Regions from separate parts of the Homo sapiens genome. Here region 2 is linked to region 1. The links are chromatin loops, found by intact Hi-C in ENCODE. Cell type or tissue: ovary. All regions are shown on one strand. Links, peaks and the distances in the headings refer to the core of each region. The heading gives the core; the rest is flanking DNA.

The links. Hi-C counts contacts between places; a loop is a spot of excess contacts. Peaks named below come from ENCODE experiments on the same cell type or tissue, not always from the same donor. Only the 100,000 strongest peaks of a DNase experiment are listed, where the experiment ranks them.
Region 2: a loop joins it to region 1, with 10 times the contacts of the local background. A loop is called at or near these places in 73 of 110 quality-filtered maps.

The regions. Positions count from the first base shown.
Region 1 is chr6:152,545,734-152,558,001 of GRCh38, reverse strand. The region is part of intron 3 of SYNE1 (spectrin repeat containing nuclear envelope protein 1); the gene reads left to right. It also overlaps the pseudogene NANOGP11. Among named protein-coding and RNA genes, the nearest start is that of SYNE1, 85 kb to the left of the region's middle. In ovary, for the core only: a CTCF peak has its summit at 5,230 (motif pointing left); a DNase peak (open chromatin) is centred at 5,191.
Region 2 is chr6:152,637,584-152,649,851 of GRCh38, reverse strand. No RefSeq gene overlaps it. Among named protein-coding and RNA genes, the nearest start is that of SYNE1, 6.4 kb to the right of the region's middle. In ovary, for the core only: no CTCF peak of the experiment used is centred there; a DNase peak (open chromatin) is centred at 6,661.

The sequences.
Region 1 (12,268 bases), core at 1,584-9,583:
TTGTAGCTTTAGTTGTCTTTAATACTTTTGTCTTTTAACTTTTATATCAAAGTGACTTGTATGGCACCATTACAGTATTAGGATATTGTGAATTTGACTATATGTTACCTTTACAATGAGATTTTACTTTCATATATTTTCATTTTGTTAATTAGCTTTCTTTTATTTTAACTCAAAGAACTCTAACATTAATTTTTTGTAAGGTAGTTCTAGTAGGGACTAACATCCACAGTTTTTGTTTATCTAGGAAGGTCTTTATCACTCCTTCATTTCTTAAAGACAGCTTTTCTGGATATAGTATTATTGGTTGACAGTATTTTTCCCCCACCAGCACTTTGATTATATTATCCCACTTTCTCCTGGCCTGCAAGTCTCTACTGAGAAAACTGCTTGTAATCTTACGGAGTTTCCCTTATACATAACAAATCACTTTTCTCTAGTTGCTTTCAAAATTTTTTGTCTTTGACTTTTGAAAATTTGATTATAATGTATCTTGGTGAAGATCTCTTTATGTTTAATCTTTTTAGGGCTCTTGGTATTCATGGATATTAATGTTTATTTCCCAGTCTAGATTTGGGAAGTTTTCTAACATTATTTTTTTTAAACAAGCTTTCTTCTTCTTTCTCCATCTCTGCTTCCTCTGAAACTCACATAATATGTATATTGATTAGCTTCATGGTGTTTCATATGTTCCATAGGCTTTCTTCTCCCCTTTTCATCCTTTTTTTCCATTCTTGATCCTCTGACTGAATAATGTCAAGCCTGTCTTCAAGCTTTCTGATTCTTTCTTCTATTTGATTGAACCTACTGTCGAAGCTGTCTATGCAATTTTTTTCAGTTCAGTTATTGTGTTCGTCAGCTCCAGAATTTTTGTTTTGTTCTTTTGTATGGTTTCTGTCTCTCTGTTGAACTTCTGATTTTTTTCAGGTGTTGTTTCCTGATTTGGGTTAGCTGCCTTTCTGTGTTCTCCTTTAGCTCACTTAGCTTCTTTGTTAGAAGATTATGTTAAATTATTTCTCAAGCAGTTCATAGATATCCATTTCTTTAAAGTCAGTTACTAGTATTTTACTTGCCCCTTTGGTAGTGTCATATTTCTCTGATATTTGGTTTGTTGTGGCCTTGAGCTGGTGCCTATGCATTTGAAGACATAGGCACATTTGCCAGTCTTCAGACTGGCCTTAGCAGGGAAAGCCCTTCATCAGTCAGCCTGACCAAGGATTCTGAAAAGGTCAGCTGGAAGGGTTCATGGATAGGCATGCTGCTGAAATCCTTGGGAGGACTGGCCTGATGTTTTCGTCAGGGGACAGATGGTCCTCTCATCATCTTAGCTTATAGGGGCTGAGTTGATATTTTGGACCATGGGAGTAAAGCTGGGACTATGGTCCATTGTGGTGGGCCTGGAGACTGGGTCTGTGGAGGATGGCCTAAAACCTGAGTCCACAGAAAACAGTCAGGCAGTGGGGTGGGCTTTTGGTCTGAGTTCATGGGGGTCATCCTGTACTGGAGTTGGTCTGGCACTTGGGTCTGTGAGGGCAGTCCTGAAACACAGATCTGCATGGGCAGGCCCAAATCCTCGGTCTGAAGGGGCCAACTTGACACTAGAGTTCACTGGGGCAAGTGCTGGAGTCTACTTTGAAGTCAAGTGCTCACTTCACTATTCTCCCTCATATGGAAGTTATCTCTCCATGGTATGCAGTACAGGCTTGGGAAGGGGGTGATATGGGTGGGTAATATAAAACTGTTCTTCATACCCTCTTCAATGTATGTGTTTATTTCTGTGCTCTACTCAGGCACTATATTCCTTAGCTCTCAGGCAGATATTTTTGTTGCATGTGAATGGGTTGTTCAAATTGATGTCTCTGTGAGGAAATGAGCACTGGAAACTGCTATTATGCCATCTTGCTGATATCACTTTGTTTTCAGATCTCTTTTAAAATGTGAGGGTGCCTCAGAATTTTACCTCTTTTTCACTATGTTTACATATAAGATGATAATCAGATGCACTCAAGTTTGCCTCTGGCATCACAGCAGTTTCTCTTCAGTGACTACCTTCAGGACATAGGTAGCTGAACCATTTTCCTTATTAGGAAACAAATGTAGATACAGTAGTAAGTTTTATTCTGGTTTTTCTACATGGAATTTACTGATAACAAGCTTACTCTGGATGTAGATTCTCATATTTTCTAAAGTTTTATATAAAATATATCATGCATTCTTATAACTCATTGAAATTTAGTTATGATGTTTGTTTATATGTAAAAATACCAACATGTTATATTGTTATTTATCAAATTACATGAATTCATTCATGTCTTTACATCATTGCAAGTAACTTTTCTTGGGTTCCAATTGTTCTGGGTTTCAGTGAAATAATATACTTGCTTAAACATATACTAATTTAAAATGCAATCAGGTATTGCTTAACAATGAAGATACATTCTGAGAAATGTATTATTAGGCAGTTTTGTCATTGTGCGTACATCATAGAGGGTACTTACACAAGCCTAGATGGCATAGCCTACTACACACCTTGGCTATGTGTTAATAGCCTTTTACTCCTAGGCTATCAACCTGAATAGCATTTTACTGTACTGAACACTGTAGGCAATTGTACTACAATGTTAAATATTTGTGTGTCTAAACATATCTAAACATAAAAAGTACAGTAAAAATACAGTATTATAATTTCATGGGACCACAGTTGTATATGTGGTCCATCATTGGCTGAAATGTTATGTGATATATGCTTATACTGGGGGAACGGATTGAGAATGTAAACAGAATATCTTTTCCAATTTCCCCAAAGACACAACATATCTATGACAAAGATATAATAATTGTAACAAAAAATATGAGTTTATTTTAAAATCAAGAGTCTCTATTTTACTTCTTTGCTCTTCCTAAGATTTCTCATCATGTTGCTTTTTCAAAATCTCACTTCCCATTTATGAGTATTTGAAATATAAGTCTTCCTCTTTTAAGATGTCTTAAACCTCATTACCTTCTGGTGATTTGAGAAGTAACTGGTTAAAGACAAAAGAAAGTGATGGGTCTGTGTAAAAATTAGAACTTAAGTCCTACCTACAAACATTTAAATTAAAATGTTTTCTTGGAAGGTTGCAGGATGAAGGAAAATACATTTGGGGCCCAGATTCTGCCTACATGCCACTACTTGGCAATCCATGTTTTTTATTTGTGTAGGCTCTTGGGTGATGATGTTTAAGAACTGGAAAAATGGTATCATATTCAGGAGAAATAGTTATGCAAAGGGTGGATGATGATATGGAGGTCAGAGGGGAGAACTAGATAGTGGCTGCCAAAGTTGTCTGGTTAGAGAAGTAAAATGGTACCTTAGATAGGCAGGCTCAGAGGGTAGAAATATACAACCAAGTTTGGTTGGTTAAACTGAGGAAGCATATGAATTAGTAAGAAACTGATAAAAAAAACTAAGATGTCTAAGATGGTTTGGAGAACTCCATGATTGGCTGCCTCAAGAAAGCTATGGCCCCTTCCCTGTCCTTGCACTATCGATCTTTTGATCCAGAAGTCCTCAGACTTTTGATCCAGTCCTCAGAAAAGTGCAAAAGTGGGCCTTGAACACTTTGTTCATTTTGAAATAAATGGAGGAGGCAGCATCTCTTGGTGGTCAAGTGTTTGGCTGTAGTCCCAAATAGAAATAGGAGCAAATCTTGACCCCCTTTGAATGCAGTGTATCGAACATAGCATACAACTAATGAGAACTACTGATCTCATTATTATTGGGACCGTGCTGCTATTCTCATTGTTACTGGGACTGTTTAAATTTTTAGAGCTTAGTAGTTAACATTGTAGCTGGTGCAGCAGATGACTGGGGCACAGTGCAGACCATGCCCCTCAGCTCTGAGGCCCTCATTCCCAGCTCTCCAAATGTTGCCTGCTGAAGACTCACAGCTGAGCCTCTCCCCAGGACTGGTCCTCAGCCCCGGGGATCTGCCTTTCTCAAGTTATACCTCCTCCCAGGGCCACCCCATATCCAGCAACTGGCCAATACCTGGATGCAAAGTCCCAGCCCCTTGCCTTCATTTTGGACATCTCTGAAAGACTCTCCTAGCTTCAGCTGCATAATTGCATGAGTCCAGCATCTCCCTGTGTCCTAATTCTGCTTCTCCACACTTAAAGTTTTTAGTTCTTGAGAGCACATGCTAAAAAACCTCCTGCTGACAAAATTCCTTCTAGAATTTGTTTCCCTGTTATCCTGACCTGTGACACATGATATAATAATAATACCAAGGCAGATGCAAATATAGACATGTGAAAGGAAAATTATTCTGTGGATTCATAGGTGAGCCAGTTCCCATAAACATTTCCTGCTCTGTTGAGGAGGCTCAAGTAGTAGTAAGATGGGCTGAGAATGAGGATAGACAAGGTTGAAGAACTGGAGATAGGCGGTCAAGATGTCCGTGGATAGGAGAACTCTTTATAGTTTGTAGCTCGGGAAGATAACTGAGCATCATGGCCTAGCTTGGAGGTGCTCTATTGACCAGCTGGATTCTGGCCATATCGTTTTTAATATAGTACGGGGGAAAGGGAGTAAGGAGGGTTTCATTTGACTTTGGCACTTGCTTGCTGAGATACCCATTTCTGACACGGTTTCCTCATCTGTGAGTTGGGAATTGCGTCTACATTGCCTATCTCCAGATAGGTTGTGATATGTAAAGTTATTCTGGAAACCCCAATGGGCAATTTGGACGTGAGAGTAGAATGAAGTGATTGAAGGTATGGGCTTTTGAGTCAGACAGATATCCATGCTCCACGTTTAGTGTCTTGTGTCACCTCAAGGGAGTTGATGAACCTCGTTTGCTCCAGTCTCTTTACATGTAAAATTGGTGAGGGTGGAGGATATTTTCTCATACGGTTATTGCAAAGTTTTAATTAGATAATATGTGTAGTAAATATATGCAACATATGCCTGCCACATACATTCTAAATAGAAGATAGATTTCTATTATTATTAAAAGTAACCTTTAAAATTATTCATTACTATACGAATAAACTTGAGCATGTGAGGTTGGATTGACACTCAGGAAATTTATTTGTGACATCCACCAGCTGCTGTCTCATGTGGAAACCCCTGCAGCTGCCGCGGTGGCCACAGGTTCTGGAGTCCAGTAGATCTTCTATTATGAGGAGGGTCACTAACGCCACGCTAGATCTGAAGCAGCGGAAAGCAACAGCACCACCTGGTGCTCTGTGCAGGATTAACCACTGAGTGCAGGTCTTCCAAGTGGCTAATTGAATTACATGGTGGGGGTTGAATTTGAGATTGCAATTTCTAACACTGGCTCTTTAAACTCTGTGATTTGACCTTATTTCTCAGGTTCACTCTTTTAGGTGCTTGCTGTTTTTCATTTCATCTCCATCTGAGATTTATGAGTTTTGTTGTTAAAATTGTAGCTCTCTTTACGTCTTGTCAAGGGGACAGGTAGTATAAAATATAGGTGAAATTGTGTCAAATTATTGTATCCGTGCTGGATACTGACAAAATAATATATAAATATATAATATAAATATGTAAATATATAAATATAAGTATTTATATGAGAGAGGGAGAGAGAGAAGGAACATTTAGATCACAGGGTGAGACTAAGAAATAATATTAGCAGTAATTTGAAATGCAAAATCCCAAAATGTGAAAATGTAAAATTGTAAAATCCTGAACCTACTTAAGATAAAGAGCAGTAATTTGATGAAAAGCAACGACCAAACTTTGAAAGCACTCTCTGAGAACAGTCATGTTTGTTTGAGAGAACTGTGGGTTTTTTAAAAGTCTGGATTAAATATTGGACATAAAATATACGAACACTGTGACCAGCTTTTCTCCCCCCTTTTCCCCATTCCACACCAAACAATGTATTTTGAATTGTTGAAACTCTTGGTATTGGAATACAGTTTCAGGTTAAAATAAAGTGGTTCTATGAAGGTAGTATTTCAGGACATTTTTCAAGACTCCCTTTCTTTCTGGTGCCCTGGTATTGCTAAGAGCTCATAACAGGAAAATATTTCATAGTTTTGGTGGCTTTCTTGCAAAAGCAGGAGACGCCACATTTTACAGGAGGGAGCTGGCTACATGTGGCAAGTTTGTCCAGCCTCAGCTTGAAGTCCTTCTCAAGGCTTCTGTGTGTGCTCTCTGATTGGAAATAACCTTTCATCCAAGAGATCAGTTGTCTTCATGTTTTCATTAACATGCACCTTTATATGTAATTCAGTAGGAAAACTCTTAGATGTGAAGGCAGCATTTTCTCCTTAGCTTCCATTGTAGCAAACAGTAGGAGGGTAGGCTTTCATGTTTTCCACAAGAATAATCTTTAATCATGTAGAAGTGATATTTTTTAAATATACTAATATATTTCATGTCACTGTTCTGAACTTTTCTTTGCATTTACAAAACTTGGACTGTGATGTAATTCTTTTTGATTCCTGTTTCCCTGATGGACTCTCAGGGACCAAACCCATCCTCTCAGATTGCATCCACAGCTGGTCAGCAGAACGGCTGGTACATGTGAGGGGCACAGTGGAATTCATTAAATTAGTGAATCAAATAATCAGCAAATTGATCTGGTCAAAATTAGATTAGGGTAAGAGTCTGACTACTAAATACTGTTCATTATTCTGTAACTCTTCAGCCTTCATTCCAGTTTCTAGATTTCTGGCGTATTTCCTCACCCCCACTATTCTTTAGCTTCCTTGTTCACATCCGAGTTAATGGTCTTCTCTGTGTACGTGGCAGGTTATTTGTGAGAATCCAAATGAGAAATGTATACAAAACATGAATAAGTTCAAGTGCTGTACAGATACAAGGTAAAAGGTATTTTCATTACTTTACTATCCGATCATTGTCTCCTGCAACATTATATCCACAAATAGAGGAAGGAAAAGGTGTCAGGAAAAAATCCACAAAAGTTCTGCTTGAAACTGTTCAAATGTGGTCTTGATTTAGAACTAAAAGGTTTGAAGTGCCACAATAAGCTGTGCTGTTTTTCCTCCCACTGTATTGATTGCTTTGTGCTCTCTATTGTGATTATTACTCTCTGAGTGCACATCTCCATCCCTGCACTTCTGTGTGATTCACACAACCCTTTATCCGAAAGTCTAAGGACCCCAGCTTTGTTTTCAAACTCAGAATCTTTTGGATTTTAGAAACGTGATACGGTGCACATACTATTTATTATGGTTCACTCTCAATCAGAGTCTGTGGCAGCACCTTGCAATCAAAGACGTTGATATTTCTGCAGAGAAAAGTATGAATTTTCACATTAAGTGGAATAATGAAAGACTATAAATAGTCTTTTCTCAATTCAGGTCAATTTTTTGCTACCAAATTATTTACTACAAAGTTACAAAACTGAGGCCCATCCAAGGCTTCAAGGCTGATGCATCTGTCCCCTCCTCTCTCCCACACCCCCATACATACGAGATGACAAATTCTTCGTGAGATGAAAGCATTTCCACATTGTTGTCACCCTAGAAGCCAACCCAGTGCCTAGCACATTTTCTAATATATGTGTCCTTATATAACTGCCACCATTGTGACAAATACATTAAAATTTGGTAAATTGTAATATTTTTAAAATATTTGTTTTTTAAAAAATAGATTTTGCTTTATATAGTTCTAAAATATTTTTTAGAGGTTAAGAATTATAAGATAAATCAAACACACTATCAGATCTATCCACCCTCTCCCACTTATACCTTCCCACCACATGAGACCAAACTTTCCAGATTTGAATGACATAATTTCAGACATCATAAGATACTTTAATTCATATTGGAAAAATCGTGTAATTTCTATGTAACCTTTCAGCAAAAGTCTTAGATTTACTATATTTTGTCACTTTTCAAATAGATATATCACTAGGGTGTAGGGTACTGCCAGTATCTAATGTGTAAAGGCCAATGACATTGCTAGACATCCTATAATGCACAAGACCACCTCCCACGACAAAGAATCATCTTGCCTAAATGTCAATATTGCTGAGGTTAAGCAACTGTAACTTAGGAACGGAGATAATTATATTCCTTTCATCCCATCTGCCTTAGATTTAAAGTGAAATGATACTACATTTTGCAAATATAACTTTAATGAAATTGGGCTCTTTCAATCTAGCCACTGGTTTTAAATACAAAAGAAATGCAACTCCAATTCTGAAAGTCTTAAGAGCAATGTAAGTCTTTACTGACATTCACTTGAAAAAAAAATTGAAGCAGTCATTAGAGGACTCAACACAGGCAAGACTCCCTAAAAATTCTCTTAACTCATCTTTTCCCTCAAGCCCACAGCTGTAGATAGCTATTAATTTTCTCTCTTCTCGTCTGTCCCTTCGCATCAATCCATGTCAGAACTCATGCAGAGTAACTTTGGTTGCCCTTGTTCTTTGCAACTTTTAATCCATTACTTGTCTGATTAAAACAGGAAAGGCCTAGGAGACAGGCCCAAAGAAATAAGCCTAGAATCTTTTCATTATGGAAAACAGAGTGAGGGAGGAGGAGAAGGACCCCTCCACTCCCACCGCCCCCCCACACATGTAAATGCCTTTATTTCAGTTAGCCTTTGCTGTGTAACAAACTACTCCAAAACTCTGTGGCTTAAGCCAATCAGAATTCATGCTTTCTCACAGTATGTGGATTTGCTGGTTAGTTCAGTTAAATATGGATGGTTTCATAAGGACACATATATAAGACAATATACCAGGCAGGGGGCTGATCTTTAGGAATACGATATTGAGGAAAATGCTTTCTTCCTACAAGGAATTTGTATCAAGTATGTATGGATGTGAGAGAGAGGAGGTATCAGACACATCAGTCTCGAAGTCTTAGGCCTCAGTTTGTTGACTTCACTTGGGTTCACCTGTGGCTGAGTTCATCTGCAGGGCTGACTGAGCTTGAAGATCCAAGGTGACCTCATTCACGTGCCTGGTGGTTAGTTCTAGGTAACAAATGAGACATCTGAATTCTTCCACAGATGGAAACATCTTCTAATATAAACTGCTTTCTTTGCACAGTGGTTTTAGGATGGAGATCCAAGACAGCTAAAACAGAAACTTCACGACCTCTTAAGGCCTAGAATCAGATGACATAAAGTAATTTCTGCTGCATTATTAATTAAAGCAAGTACCATACGAGTTCAGATTCAAGGGGAAGGGAAATTGATTCTACCCCTGGATGGGAAGGACAAAGTCACCATACAAAAGAAGGATGCATAGTTGGACCACAGGATTTTGTGGCCATAATTTAAAATCTGTCCTCTGGTCACTACTGTTTGTTTTCTTTCTGCATGGAAAGTACATTCATCCATTCTCAAGGTATCAAAAGTCTCCTCCAGCCTTTGGTTTGGCATCAAGCTCTAAGTCCTGTGTTGCATCGTTTGCATCTTGTCCAGATAGAGATGAGGTTCCTCAGGTGAAATTTCTCTCAATCCATAGACCCGTTAACTAAAAAGAGAAGTTACCTGCTCCCCACTTCTTCAACATGCAGTGATGAGGCAGGAGTGGGGTCACTTCAATAGATGCTTCTGTCCAAGGAGTGAGAGAATTGAACAGAGGGAGCAATTGTGGTCCAGCCATTCTGAAATCCAGTGAGCCACACGTGGCCAGTTCGTTTTGTCCAGGGGCAAGGCATGTTCCTTGCTATCTTGGTAAGAGATGGCTCAAGATTGCAACTGATAGTTTTCTTAGCCTTCTTCCTAGACACACAAAGTTGTGGTTCCAGTCTCCTGTTCATTTGGAGTGGTGCTGTCCCTTCAGTGAAAGCTGGCTTCCTAAAAACTTGTCTGTAGTGCATTCTGTGCCCCCAAAATCTCAGCTTTGAAACAAACATTGGACACATATGAGGCTGCTGTGGGCAGTGCCCTAAAGATTCTTAGAAGCTGGTTTGTCTAGTTGAGAAGGTCAACTGGGCACTACCTTAAATCTTTCCAAATGTTCTCTTTTTTCCCCAGCCTTATTGAGGTATAATTGATGAATACAACTTACATATATTTAAGTTGTACAGTGTGATGATTTGATATACATATAAATTGTGAAATGATTACCACAGTCAATTAACACATCCATTATGACAGATAAAGAAAACATGACACACACATACAATTGAATATTATTCCTCCATAAAAAAATAAGGAAATCCTACCATTTGCAATGACATGGATGAACCTGAAGGACATTATGCTAAATTAAATAAGTGAGATACAGAATGAAAGGTACTGTGTGATATCATTTATATGTGGAGTTTAAACAAGTCAAACTCTTTCTGAGTTTTCAACAATACTCATACCTTTGATTTGCTGTTACCCTGAAGCGTTTTCTTACTTTGCAAATCTTTTTTTTGGAAAGACTAGGAATAAGAAAATATCTTATTTTTCAGTCCATCATATCCTAGGCCTCTGTGTTTCCTCTGCCTTGTGTCTGCAAATGAAACAGCTCATTTCTGTCTCTTCCAGCACCTTATAATGTTCAGCTAAAAGAAGCCAACTGACACTTTCAGCATTCTGCAAGGAAATCTCCCTAGCCAGAATCATGAGTTCAAGTTACTGCAGGTGACAGAATATATAATGTACAAAATATGTACGGCTCTTTCTCCAATTTCCAATGGCGGTTCCCTCACTGCCCAATCAGCCTCCGCTAATAGGCTCTTTGTGTCCTTCCAATCTCCTTCCCCTATTTGGTCGCAAGACCAATGCCATATGTCTTAGATTTTTGTTAGAGCAACACCACACTCCTGGTAGCAATTTCTGTTTTGGTTAGCTTTTCCTGTGCAACAAACCACCACCAAATCTTAGTGGTGTGGAGCAACAACAGTTTAGGATTTCTCATGTTTCTGTGAGTGAGTTGGGTGTTCCTTCTGCCAGCTGTGCCTGGGCCCATTCACATGGCTACATGCTGGTGGGGTATCAGTTGGACTGGCAGGTCCAGGGCGGCTCACTCATGTATCAGGCAGCTGTTGCTGGCTGCCATCTGAGGTACCTCAGTTCTCCTCCAAGTGACTTTTTTTCTTTTCTTTTCTTTTCTTTTAGCTGTATTTTTACTCATTGAAACACTAGGTGAAATCAGGGTAAAGTCAACTAAAGGAAAAATGGTTATTTCATTCATTTGTACTTAAACCAGTCAAAAAAGTACAAATGTCATTATGATGCAGCAAATACAAGACCTCTTTCTACAAATATTAGCACAACCAACAAATTAGGGGATATAGTAAAACAGAGCCGAAAAGGGTGAGGAAATCAATGAAGTATGTTACAGCTTAACTCTTTACCTCAATAGAGTTTTTAAAAATAAGTAAAGCCTCCCAATCCCCAAAAATAGGAATATACCTTCATCACACCAATTTGTACTTTTATTTCTTATTCTTGAGGTTTAGAATCTATCCTCCAAGTGACTTCTTATTCACGAGGATCTTAGACCAGTTTCCTTGTGTAGAGGTCTCAGAGCAGAGTTGAATTCCAATATAGCCAAAGTGGAATCTCAAGTCCTCTTAAGGCCCAGCCTCAGATGTCACTTAAAATCACTTCTGTCATATTATTGATCAATGTAGATCTCAATGCCAGCCCAGACTCAAGGTCTGGGGAAATGAGACCACCTCCTAAGAGAAGAGGCAATAAAATCACATTGCAAAGGATGCGCTGATCACAATGGGAAGAATTTATGGTCATATTTGGAAATCTGCCACAGCCTGGTCCTGTAAATGTCTTTCATTTATATATTCAATTTTAAAATCTTAACATTGAGTAGTTATAAGCACCTGTAAATTGTCCATTTTCTTGTGTTGGACTATTCAATATACTTTATTCCCTACCCATATATAATAAAGTTAGTGGTAATTTTAGTAATTGTAGATATGCAATCCGGATAATATAATTCTGTTCCCAAATCAAGTCATTTGACTGTGTTTGGTAATTAATAATCATTACCTTGTCACTGTATGCCTTTGCTGTTGTTTTCCCCTTTGTATTCACGTCATTTGGTTGTGGGAAGAAATTCAATCTGCATTTGTCTATTTTTTCAATTTCATTCCAATATTTTATTGAGGTGTATTTGCCTGCAATGAAAATGATGAAAAATCTTTATTAGATACTACCAGGAATAATGTGATTTTAAATGTGTGATTTGTTTTAAATGAACATTTACATTTATATTTTTAGATAATTTAAATCCTTAAGACATGTATTTAAGCTATCATTATCATTAAAGAAACCTATTAGGCATAATAACAATCTGCAAATAAAACCCCAAAAAGT
Region 2 (12,268 bases), core at 2,304-10,303, 91 kb before region 1:
AGAACATTTTCAGCCATGAAGCTGTCCTAGAAGTTAAGCAATATGACCCATCATTAGTTAATATCCTTTCTGTAACTGCTGATATAGCTGATGACAATCAATATGGTTAATTAAGATAAATAGTTTGTCTATGCTTCTCACCACTGAGGTAGGAGAATATTTAGATAGATAGATAGATAGATAGATAGATAGATAGATAGATAGATAGACATTATACTTAAAAGGCTTTTTGTTTTGTATTATTTTTTGGAATACTAAGTGGTGTCATAATTATCTGAAGGCCTCTAGGTAAGATTAGTGAGTCAAACACTTCTGGTCTGTAGGCAGCATTGATTGGCTGTCTCTCCAGCATTTATTGTCCTCTCCTATCTTCTTTGCAGTACCCACATTTTAATTCAGATACTGCACAGAATACTTCCCATTTGTTCCTGTCCTTTTCCATTCTGCTCTGTCCTGAAAGAATGACCAGCGTGGGCAGCATCACACTGCTCCTGCATCCTCAGGCTTCTGGTTTGTTTTAAACAATGGGGAATCCCAGTAGAAACAGGAGAAAACAAGAATATCAGAGTGCTAATTTCCCTAGTTCCCTCCCTAAGCTCCTCTGAGGTTACCTGTGTTCTCCCAGGGTCATTGCTCCTATCAATATATTATTCTCTACAGGACTCTTCCTTTGCATTCCAGTAAGCTCTCCCTCCCTGATTTCCTCTGGGCCTGGGATCAATAGCAGCTCTGCTCTTGCTCACTCCAAGTTCCCTGGCTATGTCTTATGGTTCCACTATTCCCCCTTCACACTTTGTAATTTGGCCCTTTGAATAAAACAAACCAAAATAAAATGGACTTCACCTCAAATTACCCTCATCTAGTGTTTGTGACTTCTGACTTCCCTTTCCTTTTGGGGCCAAATACAGGTATCTACACTTTGCTATGTAGGCCATTTGCTTCAGGAAGATGTTATGCCAATGATGGGTCTGACTGGGTGAAAGGCAATCAGAACATTTTATTTTTCTTCACCAAAGTGGTTGGGAGGAGGCCACTAGGCACACAACCTAAGCTAGCCTAATTAGAGCAATATTCAAGACATTCGCATGGAATTTTAGACACAAATACTTTCTCTCTCAGTGGGTGAAACAAAAGTATGTACCAGTCTAATTATTGCCGGTACACATCCAACAAACATAAGGATCAGCCTTAGAATGAACTCAACATGTGGACAGCAGAAAAGAAGAATAGAAAGAAACCAGATCGTTGATGTAAACTGGAATGAATCCTGAAACTTGTCCTTTTGGATTTTTGCAAGCTAATAAATCTCCTTTATTTTTATTTTTGCCTGTGTCCACTGGCTTTTCTTTTCCTGGCATCACAATGCATCTGAACTGATACATGTTCATCTGGTGATTTCTCACAAATTTTCCAGCTGGAAATAGATATGGGTAATGAAATAAACCAGGAAGGAGAAACTCACAAGTAAAGATCGTCTTTCCTTTTCGGAGGCTCCTTGAAGTATTTCCAAGTGGTGGATAAAACTGTGTGTGCTAGTGAGTTCATTCAGTCACTCTGGAACACTCTTGGTAGGAATCCAGTTAAGAAATTATGTAATCCACATGATCCTCTCCCACTGCAAACTCAGCTACAACCTAATGTCATTACTGGCACAGTTATCTTGTAAACAAAAGCTCAGTTCTAAATAGTATTTAGCAAAGCCATTATGCACAAGTCAGATAGACTGATAGTGGCCTATAAAAAAGCTTTTTAAATGATCCAGAAAATGTTAAGAACCTTTGAGAAAAAAAATAAAAATAAGGGCAGACAAAAGGTAGATGATATTAATTAATATATGATAAAGGCAAAGAAAAGTTGCCAATATTCCTAAATAATTACACAAACTCAAGGGGAATATGAAAAGCTCTACAACATCTCAGAAGTGGATGTATCAGGGGATTTCAGAGCTGTCTACTTATCAGAAACCATTTCAGACATAGAACTGTATATCCAAACAGAGCCAAAAGTACAATGACAGAAGTGCTTTAGAGTAGTTAAAAAATTATGAACCAAGAAGAAAGGATAATATTAAGAGCTGAAGGGAAAAAAATATATTTTTCTATTACTTTATACCATGAAACATGGGAATATCCTAATTGATGACCCATTGAAGATCAGGATGTCCCAGAGATTTGAGCAATCAGTTTCTAATGGGTTTGACAATAACGTAACTTTATAATTGATGGTATGTAGAATTCCATAAGGCATAGTGAGATTGGTATGTTCATTCATTTATTTATTCAACAAACATAAATTGAGTATCTTTTATGTGCTTGTTTTAAATGCTAAGAACATAAGAGTTAACAAATATACTGAAATAGCTGCCCTCATGGAGCTTACATTTTAGGGACAGACACAAAATAAATTAGATAAGTAAGAAAATATATATACAATGTTAGTGCTAAGTGCTGCAGAAAAAAATAAAGTATGGCATAAAGGTAGAATGTTCAAAGAAGAGTGGAGGGTGTTTAAAAATTTTATACAGGACATTCAGGAAAGAGTTCACTGAGAGGGTAATGCTTTGATGAAAGACCTGAAAAAAGTTAGAAGGCCAGACATGTGAATATGAGCAACTTTCAGAATTGAATTTGCCCGCAGAGAGAATATCATGGAAAAAGGTCCTGCAGTGGGAGCTTGCCTAGTAACCTTCAGGAACATCAAGGAATGCATGCAAGCTGCGGGTCAGTAAGTGAAGGGGAGGGTTGCAGATGGGGCTAGGTAGTTAATGAGGAGATGGGGCAAATCATATAGGGCTTTATAGATCATAAGAGGACTTCACTGTAAGTAATATGGAATGCTATTAGAGGGCTTTGAGCAAAGGAGTGACATCATCTGGTTTATGATATAATAAGATTTATGTGACTGTTACGTTAAGAGTAGCCTGAAGGCAGCCAGGCACGGAAGCTCACGCCTGTAATCCTAGCAGTTTGGGAGGCCGAGGAGGGTGGATCACAAGGTCAGGAGTTCAAGACCAACCTGGCAAAGATGGTGAAACCCTGTCTCTACTAAAAATACAAAAAATTAGCCAGGCATGGTGGCAGGTGCCTGTAATCCCAGCTACTTGGGAGGCTGAGGTAGAGAATGGCTTGAACCCAGGAAGTGGAGGTTGCAGTGAGCTGAAATCGCACCACTGCACTCCAACCTGGGCGACAGAGCGAGACTCTGTCTAAAAGGAAAAAAAAAAGAAAAAAAAGAAAAAAAGGGTAGCTTGAAGGCTAGAGATGATGTCTAGGGTAGTAATGGTGGAGTTGATAAGTAATAGATTTTTAGATTCATTAGACTTTTTGTAACCTACAGAAAAGTTTCAAGAGTATTACACAAAACTCCCTGTATGCCTTCCAACCAGATTCATCAGTTTGCTGACATTTTGCTCCATTTACTTTCTTTAACCATCCTTCTCTATGTTTCATTATATTATGTTTTCTGAACTACTTGAAAGGATGTTAGAGACATCATGCCCTACAATTGCTAAATATTTTAGAGTCTATTTTCTAAGAACAAGGATGTTCTCTGAATATGTTTTAAAAATAGAATCAACATGTTTGCCAATGGACTGAAGGTGAGCAATGAGAAAAAAAGAATTGTCAAGTATGATGCCAAGACTTTAGGCTTGAGCAACTGAAAAGGATGGAAGTTACCATTAAATGATGTGAGGAAGTCAAACAAAGGGGCAAGTTTGGAAGAAAAGGTCACAGATTTAGTTTTGGACCAGCTTTATTTGGGATGCCTCTTAAACTGCCTGGGAAGGCAATTGGATATAGAAGTCTGGAGTTCAGAAGAGATATCTGGGTTAGATACCTAAATTTGGGAGTTCGTAGCATACACATGATATTTAACACCATGAAATTGAATAAAATCCCCTAGGAATTAGTGCAGCTGGGAAATAGAAAAGCACCAAAGATGGAGCTCTTGGTCCCCCAAAGTCTAGAGGTTGAGGAGATAAGAGGGATGCAGCAAAGGAGACCAAGAAGCAGCCAGAAGAGAGAAAGTGAGGGAAGAGGCAGGTTCAGAAGCCAAGTGAGAAAACTATCTTGAGAAGGAAAGAGGAAATAACTAAATGCTTCTAATAGATCAAGATAGGGACAGAGATAGGAATATTAGGTTTAGCAAAGAAGTCGCTGGTAACCTAGCTAAGGTGGCATGCTGGGGGTGAAAGCTGGCCTGTGGTGAGTTCGGGAGCAAGTGGGAAGAGAGAAATTGCCAACAGAGTGTAGACCACTCTTTCAAGAAATTTTTCTTAAAATTTAGGAGAGAAATGAGGTAGTATTTGGAGTTTAGGTGGTGAACAAGAAAGTTTGTTGTTGTTAATATGGGAGGAATAGCATGTTTATATGCTGATGGGAATGAACTAGCAAAGAGAAAAGAAAGTCATGATGCTAGGAATAGAGAAAAACATTGTTGACAGGAAGGGATAGATCGAATATATAAGTGGAGGAGGTGGCCTTAACTAGGAGCTTAAAGAGTTCATTCCTAGCAACAGAAGACAAATTGGAACATTATATGCAGGCACTGACAACATGCATGCATATGCTAGTGGCAGCTTGTGGAAATTCTCTTTGATTGCTTAAAATAGTAAATAGGAAACAAAGTTAATAGCTGAAAATTTAGATATGGGGGAACATTTGGGGAAATCTGGGAAGATAGGAAAAAGTATGATATTTGTTTAGGGAAGTGGGAGAGTATATTGGTTAGAGAAATAGAGCATTCAGGGGCATTTGATTTAGTGATTTGCCATAAAGGCAAAGACCAGTTAGCATAAGGTAGTGTTCCCCCAGCCATATTCAGCAGTGTGGGTGCAGGCACGAAGTAGGCAGAGCTGAATTTAACAAGGGATGTGTGTTAGCCAAGTGAGTATGACAAGGCAAGAGGGACAGTGCTTGAGGATAAATTCAAGAGGTGAGTAGGATGGTTACATGTGGAATTTAAACCATTTTAAAAGGGATGAACATAAAGGGGGAGATAGACAATGAAAAAAATTGCAGAATCAACTGTCACTGAGCAGCCACATATGGTTAATGTGGGTTATGCACTACATACACGTAAGGTAACATCTTTCAGGTGGGCATCATCCATAAATGGAATTTAAGATTTGGGTACGCATTGTAATTTTCTGAAAGATGGCACTCAACCATCTTGTTTTATCAAAAGTGATCTTTTACAATAGTTTCCAAAAGATGGAGTTGAAATATCTGCTAGGCATGGTGGTTCGTGCCCGTAATCCTAACATTTTGGGAGGCCAAGGTGGGAAGACTGATTGAGCCCAGAAGTTCAAGACCAGCCTGGGCAACATAATGAAACCTTGTCTCTACAAAAAATAAAAACAAAATCAGCCAGGCATGGTGGCAAGCGCCTGAAGTCCCAGCTACTCAGAGGCTGAGGTGGGAGGATTGCTTGAGCACAGGAGGTCGAGGCTGCAGTGAGCTGAGATTGCACCACTGCAGTCCAGCCTGGGTAACAGAGTGAGACTCTGTCTCACAGAAAAAAAAAAAAATCTTGAAGAATTCAAACAAAGGCATCCCAAGGGCCATCGGTGACCCTCCCAATGGATGTGAGGTCCTATTCAGTTGAGGGGTTATTGGAATTGGAATGCAACAGGGAGAGTACTGGGAACAAAAGAGTCAGTGATCAGAGAGTGGAGTGTTTCCAGTTGAGATTATCATCACAAATAATTGTTACTGTTCATCATGACAAGGTCAAGACTATGATCACGGGAGTGGGTGGCTAAGTAGAGGAGAGACCAATGGTCTAAGAAGATCAACTCCCGAAGGAAGCATGGGGAGAAAGGGACAAGAACATTTCACTGGGGAATTAATATTTTAAAATTTATTCAGCAATGCTAAAATGTTTCATTTTTTAAAAAGTATTAAAATCTTAACTTTTAAAATTCTAAAACAATATTAATGTTAGAGTTATAAGAGATTTAAAAGATTTAACTTATTAAAGTAGAATTTCTGTACATTTTTCTTTTTTTTCTTTTTTTTTTTTTGAGACAGTCTTGCTCTGTGGCCCAGGCTGTAGTACAGAGCACAATCTTGACTCACTGCAACCTCTGTTTCATAAATTTAAGCGATTCTCCTGCCTTGGCCTCCTGAGTAGCTGAGATTACAGCCGTGTGCTACCATACTCAGCTATTTTTGTTTTTGCAGTTTCAGTAGAGACAGGGTTTCACCACGTTGGCCCACCTGGTCTCGAACTCCTAAACTCAAGTAATCCACCCACCTCAGCCTCCCAAAGTGCTGGGATGACAGACATGAGCCACCGCGGCCAGCCTAGAATTTCTGTAAATGTTAATTTCAGTAAACATTTGCATTCACCAGTTCACCCAAGTCTGTGTTTGTACTGGATACTGTTTCTCGGCAAACAACCTGCATTCACTCCTCTTTCTGTGCTCTCTCCTGTATCTCTGGAGCTAGAAGTTTGGGCATTACATTTCTCAGGCTCCCTTTCCTGAGGGGTTTGGGTGAAATTTGCATTCTGCCAGTGCTCTCACATGAGATTTGGAAGGCAATGTAGACACTGAGAAATTCTCCCTCCAGCGGCAACGGCAGTAGTTTTACAGAGGCTGGCTGAACACCCAGCTCCCTCACCAGGCCTAGCCTCTGAGCAAGGGCAGCTGTGATGCTGTTGGCGGTTTGCTGCAGTATCTTGACCTCTGGGTGGCAGCAGCAACTTGCCGAGCTCTGGATTGCACTTGCAATGGTGCTTACCTGAAAGCTGAAGGCAGCCTGATGATGATCACTTCTCTAGCCTTTCCAACACTCCTTAAGTTGCTTTGATTTTTCTTTAATGAATCTGGACTGACACAATATTTCATGCCAAGATTGGTTCCAGAGCTTCAAAGATGAGAATCTTGTTGTTTGACCTGGTTGCATTTGCTTACAGTGATGACCTAATTGCCTAATTCTAGTGCAAAATAGAATTATGAAGAGACATGGCACATGGTGGCAAACACTTCCTTGAATTAACACCTGTGGTTGTCGGAAGTGAAGGACCTATTGAAATCAAGAATTGTGGAGACTAAGTTGACCGCTGCTCTAGAGTCTGAAAGTAGGAAAGAGAACGAGAAAGACCATGGGGTGTGTCATCTACTTCTGACTGCACCAGAGACCATAGAAAGAAAATGGCAAGCTGGGAAACTTTACACTTTTGGATCAAGGCCTGGTCAAGGACTAGAGGACTTCTAGGACCCTTGTAGCTACATTGCTGATATAGCCAAAAATCAGACCTAAGGTCCGCTTCTGCATGTTGCAAAATTACAGCATAAAATAAATTCAAAGACTTGCCAAGTCTCTTACATGAAAGCTAAAGTTCTTATTGTAAAGAGTGGGCTATGAGAACTGGAACAGGGGCATTTGTAGGATTTGGGTGAATCCGAGGACTTTGAATGCAAATCCTCCTGAGGCACTTACTTGTCAGGAAAATAAGTCCCTCTGTCCTCGTTTGTCCTTTCTCCCTTGTCAACAGACTATTGATTCCACTACAGGCCATTACGTAACAAGTGGCTCCTAGATTTCTAGAAGACCAAGCCGGACCTCTACTGACTACATCAAGACCCTGACTGATAAAATGCCCCTTAACCTTTAAAAAGTAAGAGAGCTACTTTGATTGAAGTTTCACTGCACTGTGTGTACAAGTTGGTTTTGAAGAGATTTAAGACTAAGGGAGGGAGGTGGAAGAAGAGAGCCATTTGTTGAGTTGCACACGTGTTCATTTGAATAAAGATGCACTTCTGGTAGATCCTGGGGCCGCTGCTTTTGATAAATCCACAACATATTTTAATTACGGCAAGTTTTGTCATGGTATCAACACAGATACTTAAAGTAGGAATGACAGAAGTAGAAATGATTATTCGGGTTGGGCGCAATGGCTCACTCCTGTAATCCCAGCACTTTGGGAGGCCAAGGCGGGCAGATCACCTGAGGTCAGGAGTTCGAGACCAGCCTGGCTAACATGGTGAAACCCTGTTTCTACTAAAAGATACAAAAAGTTAGCCAGGTGTGGTGGCGCATGCCTGTAATCCCAGCTACTCAGGAGGCTGAGGCAGGAGAATCACTTGAACCCAGGAGGCAGAGGTTGCGGTGAGCCAAGATTGCGCCATTGCACTCCAGTTTGGGCAACAAGAGCAAAACTCCGTTTCCAAAAAAAAAAAAAAAAAAAGGAAAGAAATGATTTTTCTCTGATTTCATATGGGCACAATGTCTCATATTTTACAAATGTATAGAACACCATGATGCAGGCATTGGGATGAAGCTGGGCTGAAGGCAATCTGCAACTGTTGCTATCTTTGGTACCTCTTGCTAATGCAGACAGGGGACCTTGGGGGCCCAACTACAGTGATATATAAGAAGAAGATTCTTTGTAAAGTGAGACAGAATGAAAAGACGGATGAGGAGGACAGGCCCTGGGCCTGGTGGAGGAGGAAGTCAGGTTGCTGTCCTGGCAGCTGTCTCTCAGCCTGTGATGGCCCTGGGATTGTATTTTGTTGCTCTCAGGAACTGGTGTCCTAGCTCTATTAGGCTATTGCAATGTGAAATGGAGAGTGATGGTTTGCCAACTTCAGAAACATCTAGACTAATAGTAATAATAACTAGAAGCATAATAATGATGCTAATAATATCTTTCATTTATTGACCACATGCCAGGCACTGAAGTGCTGAGTGCTATTCAGGCATTAGCTCATGTAGTCCCCACAACAGCTCTATGAATGAGATACTATTAGAATCCTGAATTGCAGGGTTGTAAACCTGAATTCACAAGAGGTTAAATTCCTAGCTAAAAATCACATAGGCACTTAATGGTAAAGCTGGGACTCAAACCCAGGCCTTTCTTGCTTTAAAACCCAATACTTTAACCATTATACTTTTCTAACTTCCTGTTGACACATGTCTTAGTCTGTTCGGGCTGCTGTAACATAATACTATAGTACAGGTGGCTCACAAACAACAGACACTTACTACTCACAGTTCTGGAGGCTGGAAGTCCAGGATCAAGGCACCTTCAAATTCAGTGTCTGGTGAGAACCCACTTCCTGGTTGATAGATGGCTGTCTTCTTGATGTGTTCTCACATGGTGGAAGGGGCAAGGACTTCTCCAAGTTCCTTTTATTAGCACACTAATTCTATGCATGAGGGTTCTACCCTTATGACCTAATCACCCCCAAAGGCCACACCTCCTAATACCATGACACTGGGGATAGGTTTCAACATATGAGTTTGGGGGTGGGGGAACATACCTATTCAGTCTATAGCACAACATGGCCTTATGCCCTGTAAGTTTTATCTATTAAATATCTCTCAAATCTGTCTACATTTTCCCACCACCATCACTCTAATAATAAATACCACAGTCTTTTCTAAAGGATTACAGCACCACCTTCCTAACTGGTCCATGTTTATTGATTCTGGCTCCACTTCTAATCTGTTTTTTCACATTTTAGCCAAAGAGAACATTTTAAAACATAAATCTAATCATGTTGCACTGAGAACACTTTAATGGCTTCTTGTAAAGGGCCATCCCTTTGGTTCAGTTTTTAAGACTGGCATAGTCTGCCCTTGGCTCTGTTTCCAGCTGTACTGGGCCCACCATTCCCTAAACCTCCTGGCCCCTCCCTTGCTTTTTCTTCTGCAACCTCATCAGTCTTCCTCAGTTCCTGCAATGCACCATGTGCTTTTCTTCCATAGAGCCTCTGCATATGCTGTTCCTTCTGTCTGGAGCGCTCTCCCAATTTCCCACCTGCTCACGTTCACCTAGTTCCTGCACCTCACTGTTCAGATGTCACTCCCTTAGCAAAGCCTTTCTAATCCCTGAAATAAATTAATTCCCCTCCTTTTTTTTTTTTCTGAGTCTTGCTCTGTCACCCAGGCTGGAGTGCAGTGGCACGATCTCAGCTCACTGCAACCTTCGCTTTCCAGGTTCAAGCAATTATCCTGCCTCAGCCTCCCGAGTAGCTCAGATTATAGGCGCCTACAACCACGCTGGCTATTTTTTTTTTTTTTTGACAGAGTCTCACTCTGTCGCCAGGCTGGAGTGCAGTGGTGCAATCTTGGCTCACTGCAACCTCCGCCTCCCAGCTTCAAGTGTTTCTCCTGCCTCAGCCTCCTGAGTAGCTGGGCCTACAGGCATGCGCCACCATGCCCAACTAATTTTTTATATTTTTAGTAGAGATGGGGTTTCACCATGTTGGTGAAGCTGGTCTTGATCTCTTGACCTTGTGATCTGCCTGCCTCGGCCTTCCAAAGTGCTGGGATTACATGCATGAGCCACCGTGCCTGGCCAATTTTTGTATTTTTAGTAGAGATGGGGTTTCACCATGTTGGCCAGGCTGGTCTCGAACTCCTGTCCTCAAGTGATCTGTCTGCCTTGGCCTCCCAAAATGCTGGGATTACAGGTGTGAGCCACCATGCCTGGCCAACTCCCGTTCTTGAAAGCTCTCATAGCAACATTTGCCTTTGCTTGGAGAATGGGGTTTTATAAGTATTTGTGTGGTTCTCTGATGAATGTCTGGCTCTTCCCCCATCATACTGTAAGCTCCATGAAGGCAAGAGCCCGGTCAGAGTTTGCTTACCACGGTAGCCCCAGCACTTAGGACAATATTTGTTATGTGGTAAGTGTTCAAGCAATAGCTGTTGAGTAAATGGAGCTACAACACCCTTCCCTGGGGTGTGTGAAACTGACAAGCCCTTTGCAAAACTCTAAAATGTGCTTAGTCCTTCTACAGAGGATAAAGTTTAGCTGAGAATGGGATTTCAGCTGTATAGGGAATCAATGCCAGCAAGACAGCTCTATGCTTCTGTCTGTCTCAGCCTGTGAGAACAGAGATTAGGCCTAGTAGAGGAGTTTTAGTTGGTGGAAGCAATGTTTCAGGCTTGTGTTTTAAGTGGCTCACTTCTCAAGTAAGTAAACCCAAGAAAGTAGTTGCTTAACGTGTAGAATAGCAAGTTGGTGGCCAGGTGCAGTGGCTCACACCTGTAATCCCAGCACTTTGGGAGGCCGAGCTGGATGGGTCACCTGAGGTCGGAAGTTTGAGACCAGCCTGACCAACATGAAGGAACCCTGTCTCTACTAAAAATACAAAATTAGCCAGGTGTGGTGACGCATCCCTGTAATCTCAGCTACTCAGGAGGCTGAGGCAGGATAATTGCTTGAACCTGGGAGGCGGAGGTTGCAGTGAGCCGAGATTGCACCATTGCACCCCAGCCTGGGGAACAAGAGCGAAACTCCATCTCAAACAAACAAACAAACAAAAAGAATGGCAAAGTTGGCACAATAACTTTCTACCCATCTTCAAAAGCCGGCAGGGTGGATTGATTCTATGAAGGTAGGGATTGAGAGGGTGAGCTGAGCCATTCTGATCTGTTTCTTCTGAGTGGCAAGCCTGGAAATCTGGACCCCATTTTGTGGCCACTGGGCACAGAGGGCTGACCTGGAATAATTATGCTCTGGTGGTTGTCTCCACAAGGGGCTCTGGGGGTGCCCCAGGATTGTTGCCCTCAGGCAGAGGCAGGGCATACATTGAGAGTGATCCCAAACACTCCTCCTCCAGGCCCAACTTTTGGAGGTAGCAAGTTCTGCAAATAGAGATCCATTGTTTGGTTTCTCTCTCTAAAAAAAAACAAAAGTCAGCACAAAGAAGAGGAACACATCAGATTGGTTTACCAGATTTGTTTCAGATGTTATTATTTTGACACGATCCAGAAGAAGGAGAATTTGAAGAAAATGGAAAGCTAGGCAGTGGGAATGTTGGCAGCAGGTAAGGGAAAGGCAGGCAGCAAAGAGAAACTTCATCTACTTTATAAACTGCTCCTTCCTTTCAGCAAATTTAGAGGATAAATGACTGTTTTGTTCAGATTGGAGATTCAAGGGGGGGATTATTACTTTTAAGATTATTGCAACATGGCTTCGATTATTTTAGCTGCAATCATCCTGTTGGACTTGGACTTCACTGTTGGTGAAGAGAGACTGTGTTTGACTTTGCCTGGATACCATAAAACCACAACAAAATAAATTCTCCTGAATGCTACCAGGCAACACCAAGATCTCTTACACCACGAGAAGGACTTGTGGCCAAAGATACAAATGGCTCCGCAATGTACAGGGTGCATACAGTGCACCTGAAGAACCTAAAAGTGGTTTTTAGAATCATCATAATAAACAGTCAAGAATTAAAGATGTCAAGCGCTTTCTCAAGAAGTCTAAACTTTATACATAACATTAAAAAAGATCTATAAAG